2 separate regions of the Homo sapiens genome follow, and region 2 is linked to region 1. A link is a loop called in an ENCODE intact Hi-C map of the cell type or tissue named here. Cell type or tissue: mammary epithelial cell. All regions are shown on one strand. Links, peaks and the distances in the headings refer to the core of each region. The heading gives the core; the rest is flanking DNA. Region 1 overlaps NT5C1A (5'-nucleotidase, cytosolic IA). Region 2 overlaps PABPC4 (poly(A) binding protein cytoplasmic 4).

The links. Peaks named below come from ENCODE experiments on the same cell type or tissue, not always from the same donor. Only the 100,000 strongest peaks of a DNase experiment are listed, where the experiment ranks them.
Region 2: a loop joins it to region 1, with 3 times the contacts of the local background. A loop is called at or near these places in 4 of 110 quality-filtered maps.

What each region holds. Positions count from the first base shown.
Region 1 is chr1:39,649,215-39,657,543 of GRCh38, reverse strand. It overlaps NT5C1A (5'-nucleotidase, cytosolic IA), which reads left to right. Exons shown (of 6, transcript NM_032526.3): 6 at 1-6,315. Among named protein-coding and RNA genes, the nearest start is that of HEYL, 14 kb to the right of the region's middle. In mammary epithelial cell, for the core only: CTCF peaks have their summits at 3,836 (motif pointing right) and 4,503; DNase peaks (open chromatin) are centred at 3,743 and 6,913.
Region 2 is chr1:39,555,200-39,563,528 of GRCh38, reverse strand. PABPC4 (poly(A) binding protein cytoplasmic 4) reads left to right here. Exons shown (of 16, transcript NM_001135653.2): 13 at 1,113-1,206; 14 at 1,326-1,456; 15 at 1,742-1,844; 16 at 2,407-2,713. The coding sequence ends at 1,831. It also overlaps the pseudogene PPIEL. Among named protein-coding and RNA genes, the nearest start is that of PABPC4-AS1, 5.7 kb to the left of the region's middle. In mammary epithelial cell, for the core only: no CTCF peak of the experiment used is centred there; a DNase peak (open chromatin) is centred at 3,838; H3K4me3 peaks cover 901 bases.

The DNA.
Region 1 (8,329 bases), core at 267-8,266:
CAGACATCTGTGTGTGGACTGATTGCCAGGCTTCTAGGAGGAATCCTAGTCATGAGCAAGCACTTTGTAAAGAAAACCAAAAGTATCATGAGAGGGGCAGAAGCCTGGAGATGTGGTGGTAGGAAATAGGGGAAGAGAACACCCTGGGGTTTTTGATCTTTGTCCTTCTGGGGACTCAGCTCAGGGTCTGAAAGGGCACAGGTTCTGTGCAGTGTGGGGCAGGGTAAGAGATGCAGAAAGATATTCCAGGAAGGAGAACAAAGTGAGAAGGCAGAGACGGTTCTCAAATGAGCAACGATTTGGGCCAGAAGAGAAAGGCTGGGCTGAGTTTTTACTGTCATTGTCAGAGGTCTCCATGAGGCTGGTCCCAGGGAGGAAGGGTATGGCTGTGTGGAGTGACTGGGACAGATACCCACAGTGACTGCTTTATCAGGGGACACTGGCATTATTGCCCCTGGAAGGGCATATGATAATGTCTTTGCACGAGGTCATTTCCACTGCACAGCCAGGATCCTTCTGGCTAACAGAGGAGGCCTTGGGGCAGAAGACCCGGGTTGTGTCTACTTCCAGAGCTCCAAGCCTAGACAGAGGTACTGTGAGGGCCAAGAACAACCTCAAGGAAACAAAAAAGAAGTGAAGGAGGGAGCTCAGCCCTGAGTCTCCTTTATTCTTGGCTGAACTGCAGAAAGGCCCTCTCCTTCTCACTCCCAGGGGTCAGAATCACCCCCGTGGAAGAGCCTCCAAGGCTCACAGAACCAGTGACTGCAAGAAGCCTACAAGGCCGGGCACAGCCCAGGCTCACAGCATGGCAACAGGCTGACTGACCAGGGTGGACCTGTGCACTGGGGACGGCACCAGATGTCACCTAATTAAGAAAAACTGCAGGGATTCTGGGACCTGTGTGGTCTTGCCCCCAGGGCCTGGTGATGAACACCACTGATGATTCCATGTCTCTCAGGAAGCAGGAAAATATGATGCTGGAAGCAGAAAGATAAGGTGCAGTAAAAGCCATGGATTTCACTGGAGCCATCATTAATAGACACAGACAGCCCTGGGCAATGGAGAAACACTAAGAGTCTAAATTCTATTATTGAAATCACAAATGAGCATCTCAGGCCTGGAAAAAAGCTTTCAGTCACTGGAATAAAAAGCCAGAAATCTGAGGGGCAGTCTTAGGCAGCAGTTACACGGGCCTTCTGATTGTCTTAGAGGTGAGGAGGTGCCCAGGGATGAGGAACATTGAGTGTTGTTCACCAGTAAATTAAAAAGCCAGGTGAACACCAAAGTCCCAGGCCTAACCAGGGAATGCAGCACTGAGGTGGAGCAGCCACGGCTTCTGAAACACTGGACCCCTTTAGCTGAGAGCACCACTTCCCCAACAAGCCCTGCAGAACACTGGTTCCAGGAGATGCCTGCCAGCAAAATCCCAGAGCCAATGGGACTGCTGCTTAGCAGAAAAATGGAAGCCCTGTTACTAAGCACTGAGACTGCTCAGCCAGTTGCAAAACATCCCCCTCTCCTATCTGAGAGCCCAATCAGAGTAGTGGGGATATATCAGAATGTGCCAGAAAAAAATAGAAACTAGCAAGAAGTTCAAAGCCAAGATGGATTTGGCATTATAATGACACTCAATTGGTGTGCACCAGTACAGCCAAACTGATGACTAAAACTTGAAATACCTCCATAGCAGTTGGTAGATAATGCTGCGCTGAGTCCCCTGAATGTCTCCTCGTGGCCTCAGCTGACCTTTCCACTGTGAGCGCTCCATTTTCCCACAATGCAGCCTCTAGGAGGCTGCAGCGGCACTATGGCCAGTGTCTACTCTGTTTTGTGGTGTCCTGGCCATGCTGGTTTAGGGAGGCAAAGTAACTTGTCCAAAGCCATAGAGCTAGTAAGTGGCAGTGCTGGGACTCAAACTCATGTCCATCTGATTCTAGGACCCAGGTTTTCAACCATTTTGTCATACTGCTCATACATATGCATGGAGATAGCCAGAGAAGCTCCATTCTGAGGTCTTCACTAAAGGAGTTTACTTACCTGACAGTTAATATGTTGATTTCCTGCATGGTGAAATGCTGGAATACATTTGAGTGCATGCTTTTATTATAGCTTCCTAAACACCTACAAATAATTTAAATTAGAGCCAAACGTTTGTGAACCCCCAGAAGCACTTCCAAACAATCCCAAGTTTTGAGAAACCCAGTGTGAAGGCCCCTGTTTTGGGCTAATGCAGAGTTTGGCAAACTCTGGGCCCACGGGCCAAATCTGACCCATCACCTGTTTTTGTAAAGAAACTTTGACTGGGGCCAGGCACAGTGGCTCATGCCTGTAATCCCAGCACTTTGGGAGGCCAAGGCGGGTGGATCACAAGGTCAGGAGATCGAGACCATCCTGCCCAACATGATGAAACCCCGTCTCTACTAAAAATACAAAAATTAGCTGGGCGTGGTGGTGCACGCCTGTAGTCCCAGCTACTCGGGAGGCTGAGGCAGGAGGATCACTTGAACCCGGAAGGCGGAGGTTGCAGTGAACCGAGATCACGCCACTGCACTCCAGCCTGGCATCAGGGTGAGACTCCGTCTCAAAGAAAAAAAAAAAGATAAAAGAAACTTTGATTAGAACATAGCCATGCCCATTTGTTTACATATGTTTATGGCTGATTTCACACTGCAACAGCAGAGTTGAATTGTTGCAACAGAGGCTGCAAGCCAAAAATATTTATTATCTGGCCCTTTACAGAAAAATGTGCGGACCCCTGGGCCAAGGCAGACAGCCTGGCTGATGCCTCAGTGGGATGAGCCAGGTCACATCCACCTATGCATCTGTGGGCGGAGGCTGGCTCCACTGCCAAAGGGAAGGGACATGGGGCTCCATGCCCATCTGAAGATTCCAAGTTTTGACTATTTTCAAGCGACCCATGGCTCATGGTAATTTGCAGTTTTGTTGATGCACTGATTTGACTTGAATGTGCTCTCCCAAGCTGATGAGTGAGAGGGCAGGAGCAGGGCCCTTGGCTGGGGATGAGCCCAGCTGGCTGTCCAGCATGGCTTTGTATTCCCGACTCATTTCCTCATGGGGCCTCTTAGGCAATGATCAGCCTAGTAGGTGGATGCGCATTAGCTAAACATGAGTTTTGGATAGATTGAAGTGCCCAGTGTTGATTTCAGCAGCTCCGAGCCAACAAGGTCATCCATGTACTTTCTGTGAAAGCAAGAACAAGTCCGTCGTGAAGAGGGTCCCGTGAGGACTTTAGCCGGTTCAGAAGTTACTGATCAAGTGAGAGAGAAAACTCCTGTAACAGCTGGAATGGCAGTTTCTTGTGGCATGAAGGCACGTGAGCAATAAACACAAATACCCCTCATAATGGAATTGTGGATCAGGAGAATTCTAGGACTCTGCAAATTTAGAGATTTACCAGGCTTCCAGGATCCACTGCAAGAACAGACAGTATGGAAGACGCCCCATCTACAGCCATCATTGCTGTCGCTATGCCATCATGATACTCTTCTCCACTAAGCCCAGACTGGGTCTCAGAATCTTTCTCTATCCAGCATTCCAGGCAGCCACTACCAGCGGGCTGGAGCTGGTGTGAAAGATGAAACCTATTTTGCCATCCCTATTGGTGTTGGGTTTTGCTATCCAAGAGGCATGCAAGGCCCAGAATGTTCATCCTCTGAGGATATGATGCAACTCTGAGGATGTCAGAGCCTCACCTGACTTGGGTAGAACACAAGGAGGTGGATGAATAGCATCGTGTGGCTGGCGGCTTCCCAGATCACGGGTTTTATCTAGTCTTAAAGCAAAACACAAAACCACCTCCTTTCTGCCAGTAGGTGGCACTGCAGGCCGGCACGCAGCTGCTGGCAGTAGTCAAGTGATTCTACCCACTGATTTACTTTTCTCTCCCACTGACTTAGTGCTGCGCTGGACTCTCCCCACGGTTAGCTCTAGCCAGCCAAAAAGGACTTCAGGTGCTCTGGAAATGTTTGCTAAATATGCCCGAGTGACGAGCCGATTGCTCTTGCCGGCAATTACTGTGATTGTGTGTATGGATGCACACATATTAAGTTTGTGCAACAGGATAAAAATCGTACACGTACGTGTATTTATGTGGGTGTGTGTAATGGGCCAGATATCTCAGCCAATGACTCTGTGTGTGTGTGTGTACTCACTATGTGTACAGATGGTTATCTCTGTTAACTGAGTGTCCTGGGACCCACATACTGATGGCCAGCCCTAGGATAGTTGTACCCATTTCCATCATAACATGGGCATTTGCGTATGTGCAGCTTGGGGGCCACCGAGACCAGCCCCCAACCTCTGGCCAAGAAAGTCTTGGCTCCTAACCCTCTGCCTCCTACCCCTACTCCTGAGCCTTGGGAAGGAAGTGGTAGAATCTGTGTAAGGGCAATCCTTTTGACTATACCTGCCTCATCATCTCCATTTGTTTCTTCCCTCCCCCTAACAGTGCCAAGGCCAACGTGTCCAGTTGGGCAGATTGTGCACTGCAAAAATCTAGAGGGCGCCATTGGTATTGTGACATGGGTAGTACCTATTAGACACCTGCACAACCTGCCAACTGTATACAGATGCCCTGGTCATCTCATGGCCATGGCTACGAAAGTTGCCTTCCCTCCCCACTACCAGCCCTGCCCAACCTAGGCAAAGATTCCTGCCTCTGCTTGAGTGTTCTAATGTGGCCCAGAAGTGACTTACCATTGACCTTAATTGGGAAGTATCTCCCTGATGGGCCATCCCCTAGAGGCCTTTGGAATTCCATTTATAAAAGTGAAATGTGGCTGGGAACTTTTCAGTTACTCATCTTTGCAAAGTGAAAGCCTCTGTAAGGCAAACCAAAGCTGTGAAGACTGGGGTCACTGACTCCCACACTCCTGGCCTGTGGGTGAATATATGCCTTCATGGCCATCTGCCACGGAATTAGGGTAAAGGCCTCAAGGCTAGTCTTGTAGCTAACTGCCACCAAGAAGCCACCAAGAAAATCACTGAGGTCACCCTAGACTGGATGCCTGGGCCAGGGTCACAAACCCCAATGCCTACAGGGGCGAGGCAGGAAACATAAATGAGTGGAGAGGATTAAGCCAGTTCTTCACTGAGAATGGAGAACACTGTGGTCTGCCATGGTTGCTGCCACATGGGAATGTGGCCTGAGGTTGCCGGATAGTCCGCCCCATTTTTGAAGAGAAGCTGGGAATCTGGACTTTTAAATGTTGGCAACTATTTTGAATTTAGAAAACACCATCTGGGCCAAATAAAACATATTCTGTAGGCGAGATCCGGCCCTTGAATCTCCAGTTTGCATCCGCTGGCCCAGGCCCAGAGACTTGGGTTTTTAAGACCCAAGTCACTGAGAGTCTGAGGATATTACACTCAGATTCTCAGTGATGGATATTTAAGAGACCTCAGAGATGACCTAGCTCAGCCTTTGTGTGTTCAAAACTGCGTATGTACAAACTTCTTTTTTTTTTTTTTTTTTTTTTTTTTTTTTTTTTTTTGAGACGGAGTCTTGCTCTGTCACTCAGGCTGGAGTGCAGTGGCACAATCTTGGCTCACTGCAACCTCCGCCTCCTGGGGTCAAGCAATTCTCCTGCCTCAGCTTCCTGAGTAGCTGGGATTACAGGTGCCCGCCACCATGCCCAGCTAATTTTTTGTATTTTTAGTAGAGATGGGGTTTCACCATATTGGCCAGGCTGGTCTCGAACTCCTGACCTCAGGTGATCCACCAGCCTCTGCCTCCCAAAGTGCTGGGATTACAGGCGTGAGCCACCACACTCGGCCTACGAACTTCTTTATTAATGTAATAGCGCACATATACTTAACTTCTGGTTTCTACTTAAGAGCATCTCAATAACCTCCGATATAGAATACGATGAAAAATGAAACCTGTGTGCATAATGTGCTTGTATCTACCTGTCAGAAGCCCTTTGCTTTGATAGCATTTGCTGCCTCAGTCTTCCTCATCACCCAACCTCTCTGGGTTGCTTGTTATGATAAACCTAAGTGCCTCCGTAAATGGTTAGAGCATGTGTTTCTTCGTCTTTGTGACTTCCCTTGTCTGGGAATAAGACTGCTTGTACTTCTCCCAGCTTTGCCCTCTTTGGCCTACTAGTAGCACACCCCATCGATCCAGACCTGTCTGGCTCTTTGTAACATTTACCTGGTCACATGATAAAGGGTGCTGAGTGCTTGCCAGTGTGGGTCCCTGTCACTTCTCATGCATGTCCTATACCTTAATTTTACCACATGTGCTTCTGCTTCTTAAAAGCCATTCAAATAAATGGAGAGGGTTTTAATTAACTTACGTTGTCTTGTTTTTTCCCCACAATTGTATTCACAAACTGGCATATGGCCCCTCATGAAATGCTAATGGTGACGTAGGTAATGAAGAGGCCTGGGACCCGATTCATCCACTAGTGCTGGGATCTTTCTGTAGAATCTGTCCCAGCACATGAAGACCACCCTGAGGGGAGATTCCGCAATGGACAGCAGCCTGAGAGCATCAGAAGGCAAGCTTCCCCCAACAGGGCTCCTCACATGGACTCGGTGTTCCCATCTGGAACTACCAAGGGTGGGGATGGAGAGGGAGGAAGAGAAGATGAGAAAGGATGTGAGATGAAGGAAGAAGGGGATAACTCAGACTCCAGCCCTCACATCATTCTTCTTCCTGCACCCCAGGGTCTTCCTACACCCCAGGGTCTTCCTGCACCTCAAAGTGTCTGCAGAGCAGGAATCCAAGAGTGGCTTTTCTGGGTGGTTCTTACTCAGAGCCTCTCATGAGGTTGTAGTCAAGCTGCCAGGTGGAGCTGCAGTCAATGGAAGGCTTGCCTAGGGCTGGAGGAGCTGCCTCCAAGATGGCTCACTCACATGGCTGTTGGCAGGTGACCAGAGTTCCTCACCACAATGTTACCTGAGTGTCCTCATGACATGGCTGTTGGCTTCCCTGAGAGTGAGTAATCCAAGAGAGCAAGGCAAAAGCCACACCATCTTTTATGACCTAGCCTTGGAAGTGACATGTCATCACCTCTAGCATATTCCATTGGTCACACAGACAAACCCTGATACAAGGTGAGAGGGGACTACGCAAGGAGGTGAATATCAGGAAGTGGAGATGATTAGGGGCCATCTTGGAGGTTGGCTACCACATATTATTATACCTCCATCAGTCTGGTATACCAGGGGCCCCCAAGGTTATGTTAACCGTTCTTCTGCCCTGTGGCAAGACTAGACTTGAATGTGTCTCCTGGATTCTCCAACCTGAAGTCCCCTTGCTTTCCCACCTGTCCCCACCCAGTCACCAGGAATGGAGAGAAATATGATTCTTCATCTACTTCCTTCCCACACCTCCTGTCCAACATTCCTTCAGGGGCCTTGGAGTCACCTACTTGGGGACATCATCGAAACTGTGTTCTGAGATGTCTTAGTCTCATGGTAAAATTTTTATAATGTCCATAAGGCCAGTGGTCCCAGAGCTGTTTGTCCTGTTTTATGACCAGTGGCCCATGTCCAAGGTGAGGGAAAGGCAGGGGTGGGGGAAGGGTGGCATCCTAACACCCCCTCCTTCCTAGGCCTTGGATATCAGCCCCAGCCTCTGGTGCCATAAATGAATCCTCTACTTTCTGACATGGTCTTGGACTGGATTTGGGAATAAAAACCCCATGATGTGATACAGATGTGACTGTGGCTTGGAGCTGGAACCAAAAAAAAAAAAAGGAGTAACCACCAGATAAAGAAATCACAGACATAATTCTTTCTCCTCCCGTGTGCACTCCCTTTTCAACTTGCAAAGCTCATCCATGACCTAAGGCCTATGTGTTCTGTTTTTTTTTCTTGTGCTTACTAGTAGCCAGTTTTATTTTCCAATAGGTCACTTAAAGAAACATTATTTTTGGCCGGGCGCGGTGGCTCACACCTGTAATCCCAGCACTTTGGGAGGCTGAGGCGGGTGAATCACGAGGTCAGGAGATTGAGACCATCCTGGCCAACATGTTTAGTAGAAACCCCGTCTCTACTAAAAATACAAAAATTAGCTGGGCATGGTGGCATATGCTTCCACCCTCAAGATCTCATAATCTCCCAAAGGCCCGACCTCCTAATATCATCACATTGGTGATAAGGTTTCAGCATATTAATTTTGGAGAGGTATATTCAGACCATAGCAATTTGAATCTTCATTCTTTTTTTAAAATTTAATTTAATTTAATTTAATTTTAAGTTCTGGGATACACGTGCAGAACAGGCAGGGTTTTTGGGTTTTTTTTTGTTGTTTTGTTTTGTTTTGTTTTGTTTTTTTGAGATGGAGTCTCGCTCTGCC
Region 2 (8,329 bases), core at 321-8,320, 94 kb after region 1:
AGGTATTAAATGCCTGCTCTGTGTTATGACGCTATGTTCTGATTCACTGTCCCTGCCCTTCAGGGGCTCACTAGTGGGAAAGAAGGGGCTTAAAAGTGCTCTGCCTGATGCCAGTTCACTCAGAAATGCCTCAGAGCGGGCAGCCAGTGCTTCCTCTTCTGTTTGTACGAAATAATGTGCTCATTCAGCTGTTTGAGCCTCCAGGTCACTTCCGCATCCAATGACCTATTGGATCCTTGGCTGCTCTGCAAGATGATTGGTACATTAATGCAGGAAATAACTTCAACTTACAGATCGGATGTTCAGCTTCAAAGATGTAAAGTGTGTGTAGGAGGTGAAGGGGTTGAACCTAGAGCTTAGATTTTCTAAGCTGTAACTTGCTGTCTCTAGACCTGTGCTCTAGATGCAACTAGTTTGTTTCAGAGCCTAATAGCAATTTGCTGTGGAGGTGTCACCCTAAGCCTTCAGGCCCATAAGCTGCTTAGGAGATTACTCTTTAACTGTCCTGTCTCATACTCTCTAAGTTGGGGATTTCCTAGAACTTGATGCTATGTAAAATACCTTTTCTTTGCAAGGCTTTGACTAGCATTGACGTTGCATGTTGACCGTTTTTAAGCATTTGATACAAAAACATTTGGTAGAATTAAGGTGATGTGGAATGTAATTATAAATGTGTTGATATTTACTCCCTTTGATCCAATCTGCACTGAGATTTACCCTAAAGGAAAACTAATTTTCAGGAAAAGGTTATATACAAGTGTTTACCCTTATTTATATCAAGGCTTTTCATTCTTGAGTAACTTTGGGTGTATTAAGGAAATGTCAGAAAATGCTTGCCTAGCACTATAGGTTTGTTTTATTATTTACGTTTCACTTCGCTTTCTGATAGCATGCCATTTTCATTGTAATTGGTTGTGTTTATGTCCATACCACTCTGTTCCTCAACACACCCCTCAATCCTTCAAGGACTGAAATTAGTTCCTTTAGAGCAAGGACAGCCACCTCCTCTCCTCTTTCACATAGTCAGATGTTCAGATATTGAACAGGCACTCAACCACCATCAGGTGTTGTCCTTTCCTCAGTGCTAACCCACTGCCTTTCCTGGTTCCCAGGCACCCCAGCCTGCGGTCCATGTGCAGGGGCAGGAGCCACTGACTGCCTCCATGCTGGCTGCAGCACCCCCCCAGGAACAGAAGCAGATGCTGGGTGAGTGACCCACTTGCTTGCAGAAGAAGAGGGTCCCAGAGCCTGATGCCAGCTAGGACACCAGTGTCCATTGTTTACTGGGATTTGATTTGTTTTTTTATTAACTATCCTCCCCATAGGAGAACGCTTGTTCCCACTCATCCAAACAATGCATTCAAATCTGGCTGGGAAGATCACGGGAATGCTGCTGGAGATAGACAACTCTGAGCTGCTGCACATGTTAGAGTCCCCCGAGTCTCTCCGCTCCAAGGTGAGCTGGGGCTCAGACCCTGCAGCTTCAGTTCTCAGCTTGGGAAGACTGGGGGCAAACTTGGATGCCCAGGTGCAGCAGAAAGTGGGATCTGCTGCCCCCAGGACCCCTCTCGTCATGCCTTGACTGTGACTGGAGGCTGCAGTGGGTATTTGGGAAAGTAGTTAGCACCAGAAGCCTAGGGATCATCTGTACAGTTGGCTTTGGTCCACCACTAGGTCTGGGCACTGGGGAGGGGTGGAGTAGCTCTCCTAGATTCACTGACCACCTGAAGATTTCTCGCAGGTGGATGAAGCTGTAGCAGTTCTACAGGCTCATCATGCCAAGAAAGAAGCTGCCCAGAAGGTGGGCGCTGTTGCTGCTGCTACCTCTTAGACAAGGAAAAACCGTATGTGTGGCTATTTTCATTTTTGTTCCTATGAGCATTGTTCCTATGAGCATTGTCTTTGTGGTTTGACCTGAGGTTGTATATATGCTCACTGCTTAGCTCTGGGAATACAATAAGTACAGTTAGTTACACGGAGTGTGTTGCAGGTGACTTCTTATCATGAGGACTGTGGACTTTGTCTGCAGGAGCTTGAGTGAATAATAAAACTAGTACTGGTTGATGGTTGTAGGTGTCTCCAGATAGGGAAAGAAGAGACAGTAAAATAAGCTAAGGAAAAAGCACATGGTAAGGACCAGAGCTGGTGTGTTGGGAGGGTTGACTTGGCATAGTCATGACCCTCTTGTCAAGGGCCTCAGGAGCCTTGTCATCTAGTGGTAAAGACCAGAGATGCTGCTAAATGTTGTACAGTACACAGGAGGACAGACCCAACAGAATGTCCAAAGTGTCAATAGCACTGAGGTTGAGAAACTCTCTTCTAGAATACCTTCCTTTATCCACTATATGTTAATGAATCTAAATTATTTGATTATGCATTTATTTGTGTTGGTGCTTTTCTTTACAGGATTCAAAAGCCAAATAACCCCTTATGGAATTCAACTCAAGGTTTGAAGACTTCCTAGCTTGTCCTATGGACCTCAACACCAAGGATTACAAATTGCAAATTTAATAGGTCATTTTGTATCAAAAGGTCAATTATGAAGCACCTAGAATTTTTCAATTATACGAATATGTTCTTTGGGTTCTGCTGTGGCCCAGACAGTGTTAACTTTTTTTTTATTGTGGGTTTTGATTTTTTCCCCCAGAAATTGGTTTTATTTGATGTACCCAAGTCTTACGTTTCCCAATAAAGAAAAAAAATCTCCATAAAACTGCCTCTGTCTCTGACCACAGTTTTACTCTATGAATTCCGGTTTTCACTGGAAGTAACTTTAGGATGTGAATTGGTTCCAGTGATAGTTTATTCTTTCTTGACTTGAAGCTGACAAAGATTAGCAAGATACACAGAACTGTTAAATATGATCCTGTCCCACACTGTTCTGTTACAGTATGATTGTTACATTAGCCCCATTTAACTTAGAGGGAACAGAGATCTGATGTGGTCAGAGCAGACCATGGGTCTGGCCCAGGAAAATCTGGGGCAGAGTGGGGTTGGCGCACACCCCAAGGACATACGGTGAGATCTGCAGATCCCAGTTGGTTAGTTGAGCCCCGTCCTTCCCTTCCTGAACTCGGTTGGGGTGTGTCCTGTCCCCTCTTATTTCCTGCAGTCAGTTTATGCTGCATTCGAGTCAGCGGATCCAGTTCCCCAGATTCTGCAACCAAGTTTTCCCCTAGCAGGGAAAATGGGAGGTCTGTGACTATAGCAAATGGTGCTGAAGTCTTCAGTGCTTGTGGTTTCTTTGATGTTCAAAGTGACAGTAAAATGACATCCTAAAGGCCAAGATCACATCCCTTTGCAGCCTACTTTCCCTGCGGCTCCAGCCTTGCCTGCTTTCCCTCCTGGAGCTTGCTTGGTGCTTCCTTAGTGCCCCATCCAGGCAGTCCTTAGAATGCTCATCCCTCTTGGCAGGCTCCTTTAGATCTGGTGTCACCTCGGCTGGGCACAGTGGCTAACGCCTGTAATCCCAGCACTTTGGGATGCCGAGGCGGGCGGATCACAAGGTCAGGAGATCGAGACCATCCTGGCTAACACGGTGAAACCCCGTCTCTACTAAAAATACAAAAAAAATTAGCCGGGCGTGGTGGCGGGCACCTGTAGTTACAACTTCTTGGGAGGCTGAGGCAGGAGAATGGCGTGAACCTGGGAGGCGGAGCTAGCAGTGAGCCGAGATCGCGCCACTGCACTCCAGCCTGGGCGACAGAGCGAGACTCCGTCTCAAAAAAAAAAAAAAAAAAATCTGGTGTCACCTTAACAGATCTAAAGGAGATGTCCTTGTTTCCGGACGGCCCCTTCTTTCCTTAATCTGGTGCCGGATGGGGTGGGGCACGGTGCGGGCTTCCGGCGGAAGCGCTGGAAGCAAGATGGCGGCCGCCGAGAGGGTTCACAAAGGGTAGGGTGGTGTGGAGCAAGGCAGGGTCCTCGCAGGCAGTGCCAAGATTGAGCTGGGGGTGGGCAGAGTGGGCGGGGTGCGGACCCATGGCCCTACGCATCCTGGGCCAGGTCTCTTGTGGTGCTTCACGCTCTCGACCTGTGAGTGGTGCCTGCTAGAGCTGCCCAGATCCCTTTTCCCTACCCCTTCTGACCCTGGACCCAGAGTGGTGGTTGCGATCTGCTACCGTGACGTCAGCCCTCATTCGTTCGTTCCACAAACTCCACAGCTCTGGTCCATTAGAGGAAGGAGGTCCCAGAATAGCTGGGAAATTACGAGAACAGCCTCACTGCACGAGTTGGTGAATGCTGTGATGGCGATTGTATGATGGACGGTGATGTTGAAACCAGACTGGGGAATGACCGCCCCATCCGGAGAGGTGAGGGTAAACTTTCGGGATGCTCTGAGTCCAGAGATGGGTTTGAAAGATGCAAAGTTAACCAAGCAGCCAAGGTGGGAGCCAGGCTGTTGCCTGAATGGAGACAAGCAGCGAGAGTCAAAACCCAGAGTCTGGCCATACTTAGTATATGCTATACTAAGAAATGTGGATTTTTCTCCGTTGGCCATTGGACTGCTTTTGAAGAATACCAACCAGAAGAGTAATATAATCGTATTTGTATTTTCTTGGGATAACGGAGGAGAGAAAAAGAAGGCGATCCCATTCAGGAAATTGTCACCATAAACCAGGGCAAAAAATGTAGGTCAGAAGAGGGATAGGGAGAGGAGTGTATCTCACAAGTGGTTTTGTTATACCCAGAAGAGTATTGGGACCCCTCCCTTCCTCTCCTCCCTGTGCTCATGTTAACAAGGTGTTGGAGCAACTGCACCAAAAGTGTGGAGACATTGATTCAGAATGCTCTTGGTATCTGCAAAGGGGGTGAAGGACAGTTCTTTGTGCTACTTTTATTCCTTTTGGAAACATCACAGATATTCTGATTCTGCTGTATTATGAAACAGGTGACACTGAAAAGTCCCTCTTAAGATTCCTGATGCCAGGAAAATAGGAAAAAATTTTAAGTCATGAGCATTCTGTGTATGGCTGGTATATAATGAATTTCAGGGGGATGTCTCTCTAGGTCAGCATGGTGGTGATCTTGGAGATGGAATAGGAAGGTTCTGAGGACAGCAGAGCTAGGATGATGGTGTGGCTATGGGTTGAAATTTACAAAAATTAACAATCTGGCTGGGCGCGGTGGCTCACACCTGTAATCGCAGCACTTTGGGAGGCCGAGGCGGGCGGATCACGAAGTCAGGAGATCGAGACCATCCTGGCTAACACAGTGAAACCCCGTCTCTACTAAAAATGCAAAAAATTAGCCGGGCGTAGTGGCGGGCGCCTGTAGTCCCAGCTACTTGGGAGGCTGAGGCAGGAGAATGGAGTGAACCCGGGAGGCGGAGCTTGCAGTGAGCTGAGATCGCGCCACTGCACTCCAACCTGAGTGACAGAGCCAGACTCCGTCTCAAAAAAAAAAAAAAAAAAAAAAAAAAAAAAATCTGTTGGATTTGAGGTTAGACTTTAAGTTGGAACCATTTGGGGGCTTTGATTTCTCATCATTTAATATAAAAAGTGTATAGTAAAAAGGCCAGGCGCGGTGGCTCACGCCTGCAATCCCAGCACTTTGGGAGGCAGAGGCGGGCGGATCACGAGGTCAGGAGATCGAGACCATCCTGGCTAAGACGGTGAAACCCCATCTCTACTAAAAATCCAAAAAATTAGCCGGGCGTGGTGGCAGGCTCCTATAGTCCCAGCTAATCGGGAGGCTGAGGCAGGAGAATGGCGTGAACCCGGGAGGCGGAGCTTGCAGTGAGCCGAGATCGCGCCACTGCACTCCAGCCTGGGTGACAGAAAGAGACTCCGTCTCAAAAAAAAAGTGTATAGTAAGAATCAGGAGGGTAGTCTTAGAATAAAATTTTTTTTTTTTTTGAGATGGAGTCTCATTCTGTCACCCAGGCTGGAGTGCAGTGGCGCGATCTCAGCTCACTGCAAGCTCCGCCTCCCGGGTTCACGCCATTCTCCTGCCTCAGCCTCCCGAGTAGCTGGGACTACAGGAGCCTGCCACCACGCCCGGCTAGTTTTTTGGATTTTTAGTAGAGACGGGGTTTCACCGTGTGTTAGCCAGGATGGTCTCGATCTCCTGACCTCGTGATCCGCCCGCCTCTTCCTCCCAAAGTGCTGGGATTGCAGGCGTGAGCCACCGCGCCTAGCTCTTAGAAAAAAAATTTTAACGTTTGGTTCTTGTTTCACATCACCTGCTGGTTAGGTGTACTCTACCTTATCTGCCCACCCGAACTCCCTTCCTGGCGGCTGTGCTGTTAAATAGCAGAGTGTAGCAGGGAAGCTCAGCCTCAGCAGTGAAGCCTTGGCCTCTGCTTACCTGGTTAAGTTTTTCTTCAATTGGTATCACAATTACAGTGCAAGTTTCTATTTGATCTTTTGTTTTTATTTTCTAGGTTAGGAATTTTAGACCCAGTTCTGCTACTGACTTTCTGTGTGGACACAAACTCACTGAGCCTTCAGTTCTTCAAATCATTTTTTTTTTCTTTTTTTTTTTTTTTTTTGAGATGGAGTCTCACTCTGTCACCCAGGCTGGAGTGCAGTGGAGCGATCTTGGCTCACTGCAACCTCTGCCTTCTGGGTTCAAGCGATTCTCCTGCCTCAGCCTCCCAAGTAGCTGGGACTACAGGTGCCTGCCACCACCCCCAACTAATTTTTTTGTATTTTTAGTAGAGACGGGGTTTCACTATGTTGGCCAGGCTGGTCTTGAACTCCTGACCTCGTGATCCGCCTGCCTTGGCCTCCCAAAGTGCTGGGATTACAGATGTAAGCTGCTGTGCCAGCTTTTTTTTTTTTTTTAGAGACGGGGTCTTGCTCTGTCATCCAGGCTGGATTGCAGTGTCATTGATCATAGCTCAAGCGGTCTTCCTGCCTCAGCCTCCCAAAGTGCTGTGATTACAGGTGTGAGCCACTGCACCTGGCCTCTTCATATCTTACAACGGTAAGACTAGCGGGTTCAGGAGCCCTTCTATCCCTGAGTTTTTTTTGTTTTTGTTTTTGTTTTTTTTTATGGAGACAGAGTCTGTCTGTGTCACCCAGGCTGGAGTGCAGTGGCGCGATCTCGGCTCACTGCAACCTCCGCCTCCTGAGTTCAAGCAGTTCTCCTACCTCAGCCTCCCGAATAGCTGGGACTACAGGCACACACCGCCATGCCCAGCTAATTTTTTGTATTTTAGTAGAGACGGGGTTTCACCATGTTGCCCAGGCTGGTCTCAAACTCCTGAGCTCAGGCAGTCCGCCTGCCTCAAAGTGCTAGGATTACAGGTGTGAGCCACCGCACCCAGCCTATCCCTGAGTTTTATAAAGTAGTAATTCCTACTACTCTTGGTCTCTCCCAGCTAAAATAAGTTTTTCCTGGGAACGAAGACTATGATGCTCCCTTCTTTAGTAGTCACCTGACCCAATGGTAAGATCAATGCTCTATACACAATTAAAGCTTTTTTGGAATTAATAATTGTTAGACCAACAACTTTTTCTATTTCTGTAAGTTTTATAAACAAAGGTCATCAAAGTGCTTGGAAAGCAACTTCAGGTTTTACGTTCTATAGTGGTACAACTGAATTTTATTTTATTTTAATTAGTTAATTAATTTATTTATTTTTGAGATGGAGTCTTGCTTTGTCACCCAGGCTGGAGTGCAATGGCGTGATCTTGGCTCACTGCAGCCTCTGCCTCCTGGGTTCAAGCGATTGTCCTGCCTCAGGAGCTGGGACTACAGGCGCCTGCCACCATGCCCAACTAGTTTTTTTTTGTATTTTTAGTAGAGATGGGGTTTCACTATGTTGGCCAGGCTGGTCTTGAACTCCTGGCCTCGTGATCCGCCTGCCTTGGACTCTCAAAGTGCTGGGATTACAGGCATAAACCACTGCGCCTGACCTATATTTTTTTTTTAGAGATGGGGTCTCGCTCTGCTACCCAGGCTGGATTGCAGTGTCATTGATCATAGCTCAAGTGGTCTTCTTGCCTCAGCCTCCCAAAGTGCTGTGATTACTGGTGTGAGCCACTGCACCTGGCCTCTTCATATCTTACAACAGTAAGACTAATGCATTCAGGAGCCCTTCTATCCCTGATTTTTTTTTTTTTTTTAATGGAGACGGAGTCTCTTTCTGTTGCCTAAGCTGGAGTGCAGTGGCGCGATCTCGGCTCACTGCAACCTCTGCCTCCTGGGTTCAAGCAGTTCTCCTACCTCAGCCTCCCGAATAGCTGGGACTACAGGCACACACTGCCACGCCCAGCTAATTTTTTGTATTTTAGTAGAGATGAGGTTTCACCATGTTGCCCGGGCTGGTCTCAAACTCCTGAGCTCAGGCAGTCCACCCTCCTCAAAGTGCTAGGATTAC